Linked DNA regions of Homo sapiens: region 2 is linked to region 1. Evidence: read pairs that join two places in POLR2A ChIA-PET (ENCODE). Cell type or tissue: OCI-LY7. All regions are shown on one strand. Each heading gives the region's core, and the rest is flanking DNA. Links, peaks and the distances in the headings are about the cores only.

Region 1 (5,378 bases), core at 221-5,220:
GATTGAAGGCGACTGTGTCTTGGGCCTTCTCATTCACTGTAGGTAGACTTGTACTGGCTTCACTCTCAGGGGTGGTGTGGCCCTGGCTCCTCCCTCTGGGCCCCTATGTACTGACCACAGATATCGCCCTTCCTGGGACATGAGGATGGACTATATGGACTCCTGGTGCAAAACTTCTAAGCATTCAGAAATGTGATCAAGTTTGAAAAGGAAGGGGGAAGTCAAAGAATCACTGCACAATTCATTTCACCTTAGAAACATGACAGTTGAGCCTTGGGCTGCACAGCCTGCTTGCTGAGAGCACAGTGGAGCTTAGTGAGGACTGAGGATGGGGGCTCTGGAGTCAGGTCACCAGGTTCAGATCCCGGCTTTACCTCTACCAGCTGTGTGACTGTGAGTGAGTTACAAACCCTCTCTGAGCTTCAGTTTCTTCCTCATTTATAAAATGTAGAGAGCATGATATTTACCTCGTGGGGCTGTTGGAAATATTAAATGAGACAACGCTCCAAAGCTCTTGCCTTTGCATCTGGCTCTTTGTTAATGTTTAATAAAACCTTTTTATTACTGCTAATCACTACTCTAGGAAAACCTTAGTTCTTATAACCAAAGTAGAACATTTTCGACCTTGTTCCTTAAAGGGAAGAAAAAGAGGAAAATGAAACAGGTTAAGTCTGAGTGTATGAGGTCTTCACACCCGGAGAAAATATCAAGGATTTGATGATGGCACAGTACAAAATAAATCCAAATCAACCCTGAACCTTTTATTGGTTCATAACCACAGTAGCACAAGTGATTATTTTCAGGAAACTGGCTTCAGGTTCAATGTCAGATAAAGAGGACTTGGAAGTATAAAGAAAGTAATGGAAGAAAAATCATAAGAATTAGTTCAATGACAGCATTTAGAAAGCCCAGGAATGTTTTGAAATCGAGAAATCCATCTGTAATGAGGAGGTCTGTACAGAACGGGTCCTAAAGATAAGGATGCACTAAACATAACACTAGCCAGTAAAATTTCACCAGCGTATCATTACATTCAAATAGCATGTTACCCTCTGGCAGAGGCCTCCAGGGGATGGGAGAAGAAGTAGAAGGAGCCCATCTGTCTTCAGTGACCAGACCCAGATGTTGCCTTTGGAGCCTTTTGAAGGAAGAATGCATAGGAAGGAAGAGAAGGATCAGTCTGTTAAAGCACAGTCTTTTTTTTTTTTTTTGACGGAGTCTCGCTCTGTCGCCCAGGCTGGAGTGTAGTGGCATGATCTCTGCTCACTACTCTGGGGACTACAGGTGCCCGCCACCACACCCAGCTAATTTTTTGTATTTTAGTAGAGACGGGGTTTCACTGTGTTTGCCAGGGTGGTCTCAATCTCCTGACCTCGTGATCTGCCCACCTCGGCCTCCCAAAGTGCTGGGATTACAGGCGTGAGCCACCGTCCCCGGCCTAAAGCACAGTCTTAATGTCACCCCAGATGACAATGAACTCAGAATTTAGCCATTTTTATTAGGAACAAATGGAAAAACACCTTCTGGCATCTGTCTCCGTTTGTCACCTGAAAACTAGGGAAAACCGTGTTTGAAATAAAAATGTTAAGCAGTCTCTGGTGGTTTCCGTAGTGGGATGTAACTGTTACAATGATAAATCGTTATTTTTCTGTGATACACATTTTTGTCTTGCCCTAGAAAGTGCAGCTCTGAAGCCTTGGTGCTGTCTGAACCCCTAAGGGTGTACCAATTCCTAAACAAAAAAGGAGAAAGGAGGCACTTTTATTAAATAAATTACATCCACTACTTTCCAGCTCTGTGCAGAATTGTCTCTTGCTTTTCTCATTCTCGAAGCTTGTGAGTACTTCTCATTATGCAGCAGGAAGTCCTCTTTCTGGTTCTTAATAAAGTGACTAATAATTTAGAATGTTCATATTAAGAGCAGGTTGTAATTATAATTAGAATATATAATAATGTGGATTTCTGCCTATTGGGGATTAATTTCAGACTCCTCTCAAGGATGTATTTGTTTTGAAACAAGACTTTCTTTGTTAATAAAAACATGATCGCATGCATTATTAAAGCATTATTTCTGTATGTTATCCATTAGTGCTTGTTGCAGTATTCTTCCCGGGATCAGCATTTTCCTCTCAGTTGTTAGTGGGGCTATTCTTTATATAAACTACATTCACCTTGGTTTAGCTTTAGCTTTGACATTCATCCTCTAGGAAATTACGGGAATATCCCTACCGCCTCCTCAAATGTGCATTACATTATGCAAGCTCAGATAAACAAAATGCCACAACATCAGCCAGTAGTCCTGTGTGAATCTAGGTACTTTCCCCTTTTCACTCAACTAAATCCAAGATCATGAAGGACAAACCCGACTTGGGGTAGAACCAGAAGTTGTAAGACAACACTTCTCATTCTTTGACTGTTGGGTTTCTGCAGTGTTTTTCTGTTACTACTGGAGGTGGAGGCCTGGAGGGGAGGGGAAGAGTGGGAGGACCAGAGGTGCTAGTTGGCTGTGACACCTGTGTGCCTTCCTCTCCCCCAGTACCCATCTGCTGGTGTGTCTAACTTTAGAGAAGTCTCATGTGGCCCCACACAAGTGGCCTGAGGGAGGGAGGAAGGGAGGGAGGTAGGGAGGGAAGGAGCCCTGGGTGCCACTGCCCCTGCTTCTGGCCCCTGTCTTTGTCTAGCACCCGTTAAATGTGTGGGCAGTGGAAACCAGTGAGAAGGTCTGTTGCACCAAGAATAGGCAGATGGAATTCACTGCCAAATCCCAGTAGACCCAGCATCTTGGAGGTCCCAACATTGGGGAAGAGAAGGAATGTCCCCTGGCTTTGTTTTCTCTACTTCAGTCACACGGCCAAATCCTAGGCCTATGAGCAGTGCCTTTGGGAAAAAGGTGAACCTGGGAGTTGAGGGTCACCATTTCAGAGAGTGTGTGATGGCTGGGAGCAGCCTGGGGAGTCGAGGGAGTCCAGGGACACTGGGTCTCTGATGCTTGAGGTCTGGAAATCCAGGAGCTGGCAGAATATGGAGGGACACGAAAGTGAGAACTCACCTTCTGACTATACTCACACACAAAATTGCTTTGAGAGAGAGCGACGAAGCTTGTGGCCAATTGGAAGTCGGAGGGAGGCGCCTGGTGAAATGGAGACCAGCAGAAGTAGGAGCATGGAGGTCCCTTGTGCTCACATCAAGGAGGGCTCTTAGACAAAAAAGATGAGAAGGAAATTTGACTGGATGGAAGCATCGTAGTATGTAAAAATCTGGCAGAGCATGCCACTTTGCCAAAGTGGATTTTAATTTCATGGCACATTGGCCAAGAGACATGGGAAGAGAAGGTTTAAGAACACAGACTGCCCAACATGCTAGTAGCTCTGTGAAAAGCTCTCCTCTGACATCCTGCAGGTTGTGCCCGTCGGTCTTCATGCTGGGGTTCCCTCCCCAAGCTTCTCCATCTCCCCAAGCCATGTAGTTGAACTTCAGGTTTGGGTCAGCTGGGCCCTAAGAAGACCCCAAATGCTGTTTTCTGAAGAAGTGCTGTCACACCCCTGAACTTGGGAGCTTGTCCCTGAAGAAAGCTGTCTTTAGAGACTTCACTGACTCACTCTCCTTTGAAGGAAGTGAGAAATTCTGAGGTGGTTTTTTATCACCAGTGACCTGAAGACTCTGTTGCCCTGGGGAGAGGGGGAAGAAAGGCAAAAGCAAAGTCTGACACCCGAATGATGTGTGTTTTATGGAGGACTCTCAAGAACAGAAGTTAGTGGCTGTACTTGACCTAGATGCTAATGAAATGCCACCCTTTGAGCCCAGTCTAATGGCCAACACACAGCCATCTGTGTAATAATCACAGCCATCACAGCCATCTCCATCTATAGAAAATATTCTCTTTGCCAAAGACTCGCTAAATGCTTGGCCCTTGTAATTTGTTTAATCTCCACAACAACCTTGCAAAGCCCACTGAGGAAACTGAGGCTCAGAGGGGTGAACAACTGCTTGGGGTCACACGCTAATAAGCTGTGGCGTTATGACTTTGCCCCGGGGCCAGTTAACCCTACAGCTTTCCCCAGACAGACAGTGGAGCTCCTCAACCCCATCCACCGCACTCTTTAAGAGGTTTCTTTCCCACAGATGAATCCCAGAGAATGGGGGTTCTGGTGTTCTTGAGTTTTTGAAAGTCTTTCTTTGTGCATTTATTTATGGTAAAGTTAGCACGTACTGCTTCCTACTACTCTTACTGGATTTGCCTCCGAACAATGCTTCTTGTTTTTTTCTATTTCACAGAGTTTCTGTGAGGATTAAATGAAATAACATGGGTGGAAGCCCTAGGACCGTATGGAGCAAAGGGAGCCAACATTCAGTGAGGGCTCAGCCTATCAGGCCCTGTGCAAAATATTAGGGACAGAGCAACTCTAATCCCCCACTAGGCAGTGAGGAAGGAACCACTGCCTTCTCAACTTTCATCTGAGGAAACCGAGGCACAGAGAGGTTAATGAGTTGTCTAAGGTCACACAGTTAAAAGAGGCAGAAGGAAGACTCAAATCCCAGCAGGCTGCTACCATCTGCCCATGTTGCAGGGCTCCCAGTGCTCGTTGGAGCTGAATCTGGGAGCTCAGCATTTCTAAAGAAGCAAAATAAAATAAAAAATAAAATAAGCCCTTCCCACTTTTTAAATGTGTTTCCCACTTTTTAAATGTGTTTTCGCTCCTTTGTTTCCCACTCTGTGATCAAAAAATTGTACATTGTATGATGGACTGCAGAGATCTGGTCTACAGCCCCTGTTCATTTAACTTCTAATATCTAAGTAGTTTCAAAATATGGTTACATTAGTACCAAAATTGATGGGCAAAAGTAACACCAAAAGTAAAAAAAGAAATTATTTGCACCAAGTATACTGTATTTGTGAGTTTTCCACTGGGAACAGGATGGAGAATAAGACCTTCCAAACGGTGAATAAAAATAAAAGTATAGGAACTCTTGATTTATCATACACACTCTAGATATAATTTTGTATTTAAAAATATTATTCCATACCACATATTGTAAAGTTAAATATGTTTGCAGTAAACATACATTTAAATTTAGGTTTTAAAGGACATGTTCTAATCTCACAAAACATTTAGCAAATAACCTTTGAGCTCACATGAGCCACCCACACAAAAACCAAAATGAACTATAGAAAAAAAACATAGAAAAAGCAACTGTCTGTTGACAACCAGATTTTCTTTCAGCTCTTTGAGTTTTTCTTCTATAAATAATCTGTATGTTTCAAATGTGGCCATCTTCTTTAAAGGTGCCTCCTGGCATGTTCTCATTTCAGTGTGTCTTAAAAACAAGAATTAAATGTGTAAATCATGGAAACTATTGAGTTTTTGGAGGGGAGATCT
Region 2 (5,378 bases), core at 283-5,282, 870 kb after region 1:
TAACCCCAAACATATTTTACATTGTCCTAACTATTCCAACTAGAAAAAAAAATGTCAGAAGGTAATTTTTCATGTTAAACACAGTTCTAACAACTCCTTGCTCAGGGGCAGGTAGCCCTGGGTGCCTTGACTTTGGCCCTTGCCGTTAGTTTAATCTTAACCCAAAGCACATGGCTCTGAATTGGTATGTTTCTCAGCAGGAGATTAATTATTATAAAAACTGAAAGGGGTCTCACACTGTGTGAGGCACACTATGCCTCTGGGGACTGGAATGAAAGTGTTAACCGGGACTGGCTTCTGGGGCTTTGGGGGTGGTGATTAACTTTCAGGACCTCTGTTCCTTTTTGGGTACAGTGGGAGGCTCTTTTCATAGAATTGTTAGGAGGACGTAATGAGCTAATGGCAGGTGATATGTGCTTAAAATATATTTGCCATTATTACCAATGGTTCTCCTCCATTCTTCTGAACTCAAGTATGGGGGAAATGTTTTTCCTAGACAAAAGGTGTTGGGAGGAGGGTTCTTTTCTTATTGAAGTGTATCCTGAATGGTCCACCCTCCATTGTTCAGAATGCTTTGGTGAAGGGGCCCTCCGGTGTCGCCCTAGAGTGCCCAAGTCCTTTGCTGCAGCTCTTTAGGTTTTTGTTTCCTAGTAGTTTGAGCAAAACCCACCCAGGACCAAGCAGTTCTCCAGAGAAGCAGGGCCCGCCCTGACTGCCATTCCCCTCCTACTCCTGCCCCCATACCTTCCCTTATGGAGTTCAAACTTGACATAGTACAGGAATAGCTTCTTGTCATGTGCCTCTCAGGAAGGTATAAAAATGAAGTCCAGTTCCTGTTCAACTTTTCCCACATAACTCTTTTCCAAACTGGGTGTGGTTTAAATTTTTTTATTTTTATTTTTTGTGTTTGTTTTGTTTTAGGGTTTTTGAGTGTGAACATCCAGAAAATTCTTTTTTTTTTTTTTGAGATGGAATCTTGCTCTGTCGCCCAGGCTGGAGTGCATGTGGCGCGATCTCGGCTCACTGCAACCTCCGCCTCCTGGCTTCAAGCAATTCTCTGCCTCAGCCTCCCAAGTAGCTGGGATTACAGGTGCCCTCCACCAGACCTGGCTAATTTTTGTATTTTAAGTAGAGACGGGGTTTCACCGTGTTGGGCAGGCTGGTCTTGAACTCCTGACCTCGCGATCCACCCACCTCGGCCTCTCAAAGTGCTGGGATTACAGGAGTGAACCACCTCACCCAGCTCAGAAAATTCTTTTCCTTTTTACCACATCGAGCTAGGTTTTCCCAATGAGGTCAGTTGGCTGCAACATAGAGAAAATGAGGCTTTGGTTCTTAGAGTAGATTCCGTGTACAGGCGTGAGTATGTGTCCGCAGGTGGTCTTGTAGGAAATGCAAAGGGCGCCAGGTGCACTCCTGGCTTCTGGTACTTCCTGCTTAATGGCATGGGTGAGCCAACCCTCAGGTGCCCGGGAGGGAGCCCTGATTACTCTCCCTCTGGCACTCTGGGCATTGGCTAACCCGTGACCGGAGTTAAACCAGTTCCCTCTCTTTTCATTCTATGTCTCCCACTCCTGCCTCCAGCCGAAGTGCTAAAAATGCAGCCTGGCAGGGGCAGAGAATTCCATTAGGATCAGCAGGCCCCTTTTGGAGAACAAGGATACTAAGAATACCTGCCATCCTGGCACTTCCTCCCTCCTAGGCCTTACTTTTCTCTGTCTGAACCATGGCTGTTGAACTGGGTGATTCTTAGCCACAGGAAGGGAGGGCCTAGATCTTCCCTAGTTTTGTGAGACTCTGCAGCTGGACAGCCATCCCTTCATGGGAGCTGCCACATTTTCACTCTCGGGGCCTCTGACAGGCACTAGGATCTAGGGACATGGCCGGCATGTGAAACCCTGGGCTGCTATGGCCAGGTCACCTCCTCAGGTCCTGGTGTTTCAGAGTGATAAAGAAGAAAGGGTGATTATGTCTCAAACATTTCATTGAGAAACCTACACTGTTCTTTTTTTTTTTTTTTTTTTTTTTGACATGGAGGCTCACTCTGTCACCCAGGCTGGAGTGCAGTGGCGCGATCTCAGCTTACTGCAGCCTCCTGGGTTCAAGCGATTGAACCCAGGGTTCAACCTCCTGGGTTCAAGCGGTTCTCCTGTCTCAGCCTCCCGAGTAGCTGGGATTACAGGCACCCATTACCACACCCAGCTAATTTTTGTATTTTTTAGTAGAGACAACGTTTCACAATGTTGGCCTGGCTGGTCTCGAACTCCTGGCCTCAGGTGATTGGCCCACCTCAGCCTCCCAAAGTGCTGGGATTATAGGCGTGAGCCACCGTGCCCAGCCAGAAACCTACACTCAATTCTAAAGCATTTTATTTCATCCTTCTTGGCTAGTTCTTCAATTATCAGTGCTTCTTTCACTCAATGGTAAATGGATTTTCCATGAGTCTTGGAGGTGGCAGGCAGGGAGAAGGGGCAGAAGGAAAGAGAAAGAGAGAACAGATGTTGGCTTTATGTTTGGAATAAAATTACACCAAAAGCTAAGAACATTTATATTTGTGCTTAGAGAAACCCCATTTCATTTCAGAAGCTCAATGCCTGGATTTTTTTGCCAGCACATTTTACACTTGTATGTTTCTCCTTGTACTCTGTGCCTCCATGTATTTCTGTTGGTCCCTTGAAAACAAGATCCAATCATCACAGGGTTAGTGCTCTGCCCTAGGTCACTCCAGTAGGGGTCCATCCTCCGGATTTAGATCTCAGGTTGGCACTTATGCAAATGCTTTCTGACAGGTCCCCTTTTTTGTGTAATCTGCTTTTTCTTTGAGGATCTAGATACCTCAGCATTCAGGGACAGTAAACATCTTAGAACTTGCCTTAGCTGTGGTCTTGCCTCTCATTAGATACACAAAGAAAAGCCTTGTTTATTTTGGAGAAGGAATTGTTTTGTTATTTTAAGCCTTAGGGCCTTGTGGTTAGAGCTACCAATAGTAGATTGGCTTCATTATGGTTTTGAAAATGATCACTTTCACAAGTAAGAACAGGCTGTCTTAGTGGAGAATATTAGAACAGAGACTCAAACTTAACTGAAAGTTGTTTTCTGTCACTGTGCCGCTTAGGGAATTCTCAGTGCGGTGATAAATATTCATGGACTTCCCAAGTGTTGTGTGTGCCTGGAGGCCAGTTTTTCACTTGTTCCAATTAACGGCAGGCTGCCTCCACACAGGAAGTGAAACCAGCCTTTAAGCCTTTTTACAATTCTGGCACATGATTTGAAGATTTGGTGATGAAAGCAATGTTCTTTGAAAGTTTTGGAGCAAATAAAAAAAAGAAGCTTTTTAGATTCACTCTTAGTTTAAAAAATAACCACTTGGGGAGTTGAAAGATGTAAGTTCTCATCCTAGCTTTGAGAGGAACCTGCAGGGACAGCTGGGGTATAGTGTGTCCTCCTTCTAAAACTCCACATCCTCACTTGTCAAATGGGAAAGCAGATGGATGATTCTAGGCCCCTTTGGGGCAGAACACTGATTCCATCTAAAGGGGAGAGGTGGGAAGGGATACTTTCTCCCATGCCGTTTGGGACACAGAGCCTCAGCCTGAGTTTGACCCTCAGCCCTGTGCGTGACTCTCGGTGTGAACTTTCTTAGACATCAGCCCAGAAACGGAGATGGAGGCTGTGTGAAGAGTTTCATTAAAAATGAGTGATGCAGCCAGGTGCGGTGGCTCACGCCTGTAATCCCAGCACTTTGGGAGGTCAGGGTGGGTGGATCACCTGAGGTCAGGAGTTTGAGACCAGCCTGACCAACATGGTAAAACCCTGTCTCTACTAAATACAAAAAATTAGCCAGGCGTGGTGGCGCATGCCTGTAATCCCAGCAACTTGGGAGGCTGAGGCAGAAGAATCACTTGAACCCAGGAGGCGGAGGTTGCAGTGAGCCGAGATTGTGCCACTGCACTCCAGCCTGGGCAATAACAGTAAAACTCCGTATCAAAAAAAAGAGTGATGCTAGTGGGTTCTTTGCTGTTGACAGTTGCCATTCCCTGCCACCTGGGCTGTCTGTTCCTCCAGTAAGTACCCCCTCCAACTCTGGGGCAATAGAATAGTCTGGAAACATGGAGGTATATTTCTGAGAATATTGGATCTCCCCAAACACATATGACCTCTTCCTGCTAAATCTTCTGAGAGACAGAGGGATGGACTAAGCTTTTTCCGGGGTGGATGGAGTGGGGCATATCCCCCCTGAGGGGGAACAGCAGAATCTTCAGGATCAGGGAGAATGATGTCATTTTCAAAAGTTTATTCATTCAATATTATTATGTCATTTTATAATTGGAAATTTAAAAAATATTTTGTGATATAAACTGTAGAATGCAACGCTCTTAAATATTCTGGCTGGGAAGATAAGGATAAAGACAATGATTCATGACAGGGGTTCTCAAGAAGAGGTATGCTTCAGAACTACCTAGGAAGCATTTTCGCAAGGTAGAAGCTCAGGTTCCCAGGACCCGTGGACTCAATCTTTGGGGCTGTGGCCCTGCCTTGTGTATGTCCAAGCTATTCTGTGCCACCTCTTTCGTTACACTCCACTGATGCAGTATATCTGATGTCTGATTCTTGGGCAGTGGTGGGGAGCCTCTCTCTATTACCCCATCCCAGGAGGGGTATGTATCAGAACCTGGCCATTGAGGGTAGGAGTAAGCTAATTATGCTTATCCAAGGGAGGTGGCAATTCCTAGACAAAGTGAGAATGTTGAGCTGGATGATTCATTAAGCCAAGTGCCCTTAGGATTTTAGGACCTGTTGGTGGAAAGAGATACAGCTAATCAGGTGGGCCAACCAGTAAATAGTAAGGCCTTTCCCTTTTTACCATTATATTTTTTCCTCTCAGCTACTCTTTATACTCACATCTTATTATAAAATATTTAGGATACACAAAAGGATTTAACAGGTAATAAAACTCGCCTGTGTACTCACTACTTGACGTAAGAAGTCAGACATTAACACTACAGTGGAAGTCCCCGGTCGTTCCTCTCTCCAGTGTCATCCCCTCACTCCCACCCAGAGAAAACCATTATCCCACATTGGGTGTTTCAATTCCCATGCATGTCTTTATCCTTTGATCATGATTGACATGATTATGTTGGTAACACTCTATAGTGTTGTTTTGCACCATGTCAGTTACATTTGATTGCATATAACAGAAAACCTTACTTCAGTGGTGTAACCAAAATGGGAGTATTTTTCTCATACAACAAGCAGTCTGACAGCAACCAGGTTGGGATTAGACAGTGGCTCCATGATAAAGTCAATGACCTGGCTCTTGGCTCTGACATCTATAGTGTATGCTTTTAGAACACATTGTTCCTTAAATGGCTGCTGTG

The links. Peaks named below come from ENCODE experiments on the same cell type or tissue, not always from the same donor. Only the 100,000 strongest peaks of a DNase experiment are listed, where the experiment ranks them.
Region 2: POLR2A ChIA-PET joins it to region 1 with 5 read pairs; 1 of 35 experiments calls an interaction of 5 or more read pairs at or near these places.

Annotation. Positions count from the first base shown.
Region 1 is chr2:111,033,727-111,039,104 of GRCh38, forward strand. All of the region lies in intron 15 of ACOXL (acyl-CoA oxidase like), which reads left to right. LOC124907866 (a long non-coding RNA gene) reads right to left here. Exons shown (of 2, transcript XR_007087182.1): 2 at 1,479-3,196. Among named protein-coding and RNA genes, the nearest start is that of ACOXL-AS1, 79 kb to the right of the region's middle. RefSeq lists an enhancer at 3,555-3,784. In OCI-LY7, for the core only: no CTCF peak of the experiment used is centred there; DNase peaks (open chromatin) are centred at 2,535 and 3,635; H3K4me3 peaks cover 1,851 bases; H3K27ac peaks cover 2,537 bases.
Region 2 is chr2:111,903,429-111,908,806 of GRCh38, forward strand. The region is part of intron 1 of MERTK (MER proto-oncogene, tyrosine kinase); the gene reads left to right. Among named protein-coding and RNA genes, the nearest start is that of MERTK, 7.5 kb to the left of the region's middle. In OCI-LY7, for the core only: no CTCF peak of the experiment used is centred there; a DNase peak (open chromatin) is centred at 3,223; H3K4me3 peaks cover 719 bases.